Regions from separate parts of the Homo sapiens genome. Here region 2 is linked to region 1. A link is a loop called in an ENCODE intact Hi-C map of the cell type or tissue named here. Cell type or tissue: gastrocnemius medialis. All regions are shown on one strand. Each heading gives the region's core, and the rest is flanking DNA. Links, peaks and the distances in the headings are about the cores only.

Region 1 (2,906 bases), core at 268-2,767:
GCGCCGCCAGTTACCAGGAAAGGCAGCTTCCCCTTCGGCGATGATGACACTTCCCCTCTGCCACTTCCCCTTTCCCACGGGGAACTGACTCAGCTTTCCCTAAGTCAGTGAGTGCCGTCCCTCCAGCTCCCTGCTCTTCCACCTTTATCCACAAAGCCCCACGCCAGCACCCAAGAATACAAAGCCCTCACTTGAAGACAAAACTTCCTGTACACTAAACACACACTCATTCTCGCCAGCCACCTCGGATCCTTGTCCGCACCCGGGACCCAGGCGCTGGACTCCTCACTCGCCCCCCCGCCCCCCGTACAAAGCCCTCCCTCGGGGTCTGATTCAGGCTTGGGGTGGGGGAGCGTGAGTCACCCAGAAAACCTTCCCCTCTTCCCACTGACTCAGCCCCCGCCTCCCTGAACACACACAGACACACAGTCAGAGGCAGACACAACTCCTCAGCCCACACACCGGCTCACCACCGGTCCCGCGGAATTTCCCCTCTCGTCTTCCCCCACGATGGCCCCTCCCCGTGCCGGGCAGCCCCGACGCGGCGCTTGCACCTGTTCCCCAGTCGCCGCCAGCTCGCGCTCCACTCTCACCTCCACTCTCGCTCTGGGGCAAGAATAGCCCTCCCTGACTCCCGGTGTCTATACTAACCAAGGGAAGGGAACCACGGACAGGCACAAAGACTGACACCCACAGACTCCTCGAAGACAGGCGAGAGGTAGACGCACGCGGCCAGAGCCAGGCTGGGAGATCGATATACTTCTGAGGCAGACATTCCAGCCTCTCCCGACCCGACCCACAACCTCGGGAGCCAGCGGCTCTGAAAGGGTTAATTCCGCTCCCGCCGAGGCCACACCCTCTCCATCCGGGCACTCCCGGCGAAGCCCAGCTCCGCCCCCTCCATCCGGGCCCTGGACTCGGGACTTTAACCGACCCCCTACCCCCCGCCCCCGCTGGAGCCCCAAGAGAGAACACTCCATCAATCACACCCACTTAACTCTCTCTGGGCTTGAGCCGAGGAGCCCCTCCGCGCAGCGCCGCAGCCGCGCGGGACGCGTGGTAAGAGGCCTGAAGTGCGCACGCAAACTCACGTGACGGCCAGAGACAAGAGCCCGCAGATAGGGTTTTACCTAGCCGGCAATCAGCGGGCATGCTGCGCGCGCGCCGAGGTGGGGCGGTCCAGGACCCTCGTCGCAACCCGCTCCCTGCCCGTCCTCATCACGCCTGGTGGAAGCGAGGGGTTACACGCTCGCTTCTTACCTGGGGGAGGGGGAGGCGGAGGGGAGGGCCGCCGGCTGAGGCTCCGCTGTGACTCAGCCACCCGGGCAGGCCGCCCGCCCGGGATTCCCTTCCCCAGCCTTCCCCCGGCTGCCGGCCCCTCCCCGCCCCCCACCGAGGAGTGACGGTGCCGGCCCCGGCCCGCTATGTGTCACTGCAGGCCTTGTGTCTGCCTCTGACTGGGCGCTGTGTTCACCAGTCTGTCTGACACGGTCGGCTGTGCGTGGGTCCCGGTGTCTGTCTCCGCGTGCACCTGCATATCTGCTCATCTTGTCTCCCTCTGTGCCTGTGTCTGACGCGTTCCTGTCATTATCCCTGTCTACATGACTCCGCGGGGCTGTCTCTGTCTGTGTGTCTGCCTAGCTCCTGTCTCGGTCTTTTGTCTGGGTCTGCCTCTGCATCACTAGCGTGATCACGTGTGTCTCCGCACATGCCCTTCTGTGTTTGCCTTCATGTTACTGAACAGAGTCGGGGCGACACTGGCGCAGGCCCACCCTCCTGACTCCTTGCTACACTCCTCTCGATCCTGACGTCTCGCTGGATCAGTGATCATTCTGTCTGAGTCAAGAATTTGGAGGTCTGTCTGCCTTCAATCAAGTTCTGTCCCATCCCTCGACATCCCTGCTTATCCTCAGAGCTCCCTGTGGCTCCCACTGTGGTGATAACTGCTAGCATTTTGTGAATATTTGTTACATGCCAGGCACTGTATTAAGTATTTTACAAGCATTTCTTTTACTCCTCCCCAAAACCTGACATAGGAGGTACTCTGATTACCCCCATTTTACAGATGAGGAAATTGAGGCCCAGAGAGGCTAGGTGACTTGGCCAAAGTCATTCTGCAAGTGAAGAATGAAAGAGCTAGGCTTCTTTCCAGAGCCACATTCTTACCACTCTTATGTACTGCCTCTGTCCTACTCTCCCTCCCTTGGTTTTATCCTCACAGGCCATCTCCTGGGTCAACCTTCCTTTCAGCTCTACCCATGTTACCATCCCCAATGTCTCACGTCCTCTAGAGGATAAAGTAGGAGGCTGTGCAGCAAATCTCAGAAGTCATAGGTTCTTCATAATGAAGCTCATTCAGTTAACATTATTCAACACAAATCCACCATGCACCCCAATGTGCAAAACATCAAGCAAAATAGTGAGAGACACATAGAAGAAAACAGTCCCACTCGAGAAACCCCATATGTAATGAGGAAGAACAACACAGAGAGAACTTAAGCCCCTGGCTTAGGGATTATCTTCCCTTTTCTCCTACAAAGGAATGGGAAATAAAGCAGGGCCTCAGGCAGAGAACTGACAGAAGGAGAGAGGGAAGCAGAAGAGTAAGACTTAGGTATGGGGGCAAATGCTATAGTGCAGTGGGGAGAGAATGGGACTGAAAGAGATCTGGAAGGAAAGGTGAAATGCCAAGACTGCTGTGGCTGGCAGTGATCTCCACTATCTCCCCAAATAAATTCTGAACACCCTCCAAAAGCCAGGGTGTTCAACAACTCCTATAGGGACAAAGCTGTTTCCCTACCAAGAAAAAATTCCTCCAGGGTAGCTCATATCCACTTTTCAGCTTGCAAACTCCCTCTTCATTTCAATAAGCAACTGAGTTGTAGCACTAGGGAGATAGTGGGGAA
Region 2 (2,906 bases), core at 149-2,648, 540 kb before region 1:
TACAGGCATGTGCCACCATACCCAGCTAATTTTTGTATTTTTAGTAGAGAAGGGGTTTCACCGTGTTGGCCAGACTGGTCTCAAACTCCTGACCTCAGGTGATCCGCCTGCCTCTGCCTCCCAAAGTGCTGGGATTGGGGGCATGAACCACCGCACCCAGCCTGAAGTTACTTTGGAAACAAATATATTTGTATATGACAGCTTGTAAAACTGTAGTGAGAAGAGCAGAATCATATATTTCTCAGTGAAAAAGAAACAAATCTTATAATGAAGCACAGAAGAGGCTTTAAGAATTACTGATACCATCTTGCCTTTTCTCCTTTGTTGGTAGGAAATTAGTAAATAAGCCAGGTTTGATGGCTAAAGAGTGATTTCTGGAGTTTTTTAAAAGTTAAAATCTTTTCTTATTAGGCATCCACCTACCCCAGGTTTGGGAAATGGTATTGAATGTTGGGCTTTCCCTTGTGTTTTAGTGATTATTTAAAGCTTGGGAGTGTTTTTTTCTTATTTTTCTGCAGGTGGTTATCACTAGGCTAAAACTGGACAAAGACCGCAAAAAGATCCTCGAACGGAAAGCCAAATCTCGCCAAGTAGGAAAGGAAAAGGGCAAATACAAGGAAGAAACCATTGAGAAGATGCAGGAATAAAGTAATCTTATATACAAGCTTTGATTAAAACTTGAAACAAAGAGCCTGTGTTTTGTGTGTGGTGATTTAGGACACTCCCTAGTTTTCAGTGGATCAGTCTCTTACCTCTGATTTGTTGGTCTAAAATTTTTCTGAAATCAGGACTGATGAGATTTTTTTTATAGTGGGCAGCAGCATTTGAGGATATATCAGAAGCTGGAGGGGTGTCATTGAGAAGAAGAAGGCCTACAAGAAAAGCTAGTTGGAAACACTTCCTCTTGAACCTGTCTTTTAACTTGCTTACTATGGATAGGTTGCTATATGGACAGGCTATATTTTTTACCTTACTGCGTAAAAGTTTGTATTGCCATTGGATAGGAAGTCTTGCTTTCAATAGGATAAGAAGCTTCTGTGACTTTATAGCTTCTAGATGACTTCTTCAAGCTGTTCCTCCAGATTGAGAGGTCTCGGGTTCAGGTTATCTGATAGACCCATGGGCCCCCTTTACCTTGTTTTCTGCACAAGTGCTGGATGAGTGCCATCAAACCAAAACCTAACACGTCTTTGAGTTAAAATATAAACTAAACTGCAGCTTCGTCAGGATGAAGTGAAAAGGTGTGAGGTGGCAGCAGTGTGTGTGCTCCTGCCGTTCCTCATTTTAAGCATCTAAACAGGACACCTGAAGCCCGTTTACTTTCCAGGCTGGAGACTTGGCAACAACGTGGGAATGGGGAACGGGCCCGAGTTAAGTCACTGGCTTAGCCAAGGTCACAGCTGGCATCTGGGTGAACAGCGCTGCACGGTGTCCGCGGTGCCTCTAGGGGGCGGGGCTTCCGGCTGGCGCTGACCGGCTTCCGGCGGAGCGGGCGGGAGGTGGGGCGGAGTTGCTGCTCGGGGGCCTCTGGGTGGAGGGGGATTCAGACGCCGCGTCTGGTGTGTCCCTTTCTCCTTCCTGACCTTCCTCAGTCTGCAGCTCTTTTCTCCACCGCGCGCCCGCCTCAGCCGTTCAGCCCTGAGCTGGCGGGTGGACGGGCATGGATCCAGGCGGTGGGAGCAGTCTGCGAAGTCAGGGTAGGAAGGCTACACAAAGGAGGCGACATCCCAGCCCGGTCCTCAGGAATAAGCGGGCGTGCCCGTGTGGTGTGGACGGTGAGGGGACACTGTATTAAGTGCCTTATCTGCATTATCATTGAATCTTCATAGCAATCGATTGTGATGGGTACTGGTCATCTCCCCGGGTTGTAGATGAGGAAACTGAGGCCTCAGTAACTTTGCTTTAGTCAGTAAATGATAAGAGTCAGCAAATGAATTCCCAAGCGTAGACTCGGCCGTACCGCTGCTCTACCTTGCTAATAACGACCTACCTGTAAGCGACATTTTTGACAAAATGTCCTTTAAACATCTTTTGTGCTCAGCTCTGTATTCGTGGGCCCTCCAAAGGGGGTACAGGCAGGTAGAAGCCTCCGTCCCTACCTTATAGGTTGTATATATCTGAACTGGTCGACTAAAGATGCAAAGCGAAGTGCTCCAGTGAGTGTGGTACAGGTTGTTGAGATGAAGGAGAGATGGCAATCAGCTAAAGTTACTGAATACGTCAGGAAGGAGGCTGGTTTCAGCTGGCTGTGATTGGGAGGATCAATGCGAGGACATTCCGAGTCGGAAACAGCCAAGGCGAAGACTCACAGGTGGGTGAAGGGAGTAAACATGGCTTTGGAAATATTTCCAGTTTTCTCTGACCAACTCGTTTATCACCTAGCCGTCACATAGATCACACCAAGAAGCTGATTGATTTACGGTCACATTTCTTTCATGTTGCTTTGGAAAAGATACTGAAGCCTCGGGCAACATAATGAGACCCCGTCTCTACAAAAAAAAAAAAAAAAGAAAGAAAAGAAAAAATTAGCTGGGTCTGGTGACGCATGCCTGTAGTCCCAGCTACTTGGGAGGCTGCGGTAGGAGGATGCCTTGACCCTGGGAGCCGTGATCATGCCACTGTACTCTAGCCTGGGTGACAAAGTGAGACCCTACCCTCTCAAAAAAAAAAAAAATGAAAGAAAAAAGATATTGAAAGCTTAGAAATGTGCAGGAGTGGGCAAGTAAGATGAATAGGTTAGTAGGTCCCGACGTCCTGGGCTGCGTGCAGCCCACAGGCCACAGGTTGGACAAGCTTGATCCAAAGGAAGATGCCGCCTCTCCATCACAGCCAGTTATTGCCAGGCAGCAATGCCGCCAGTGCAGCCAGAATGTTGCCTTTTCAAGAAAGCCAGAAATCGAGGCTGG

What was found. A loop is a pair of places that touch in the nucleus more often than their neighbours do. Peaks named below come from ENCODE experiments on the same cell type or tissue, not always from the same donor. Only the 100,000 strongest peaks of a DNase experiment are listed, where the experiment ranks them.
Region 2: a loop joins it to region 1, with 5 times the contacts of the local background. A loop is called at or near these places in 4 of 110 quality-filtered maps.

What each region holds. Positions count from the first base shown.
Region 1 is chr17:7,840,265-7,843,170 of GRCh38, reverse strand. All of the region lies in intron 2 of KDM6B (lysine demethylase 6B), which reads right to left. The region is part of intron 3 of LOC124904106 (translation initiation factor IF-2); the gene reads left to right. Among named protein-coding and RNA genes, the nearest start is that of KDM6B, 7.5 kb to the right of the region's middle. RefSeq lists an enhancer at 479-788 and a silencer at 1,319-1,478. In gastrocnemius medialis, for the core only: a CTCF peak has its summit at 1,413; DNase peaks (open chromatin) are centred at 440, 910 and 1,390; H3K4me3 peaks cover 1,918 bases; H3K27ac peaks cover 2,500 bases.
Region 2 is chr17:8,375,305-8,378,210 of GRCh38, reverse strand. It overlaps KRABD2 (KRAB domain containing 2), which reads left to right and starts at 1,507. Exons shown (of 2, transcript NM_001304947.3): 1 at 1,507-2,311. It overlaps RPL26 (ribosomal protein L26), which reads left to right. Exons shown (of 4, transcript NM_000987.5): 4 at 519-695. The coding sequence ends at 647. RefSeq lists a silencer at 1,373-1,572 and an enhancer at 1,317-1,868. In gastrocnemius medialis, for the core only: a CTCF peak has its summit at 1,444 (motif pointing right); a DNase peak (open chromatin) is centred at 1,460; H3K4me3 peaks cover 1,748 bases; H3K27ac peaks cover 2,088 bases.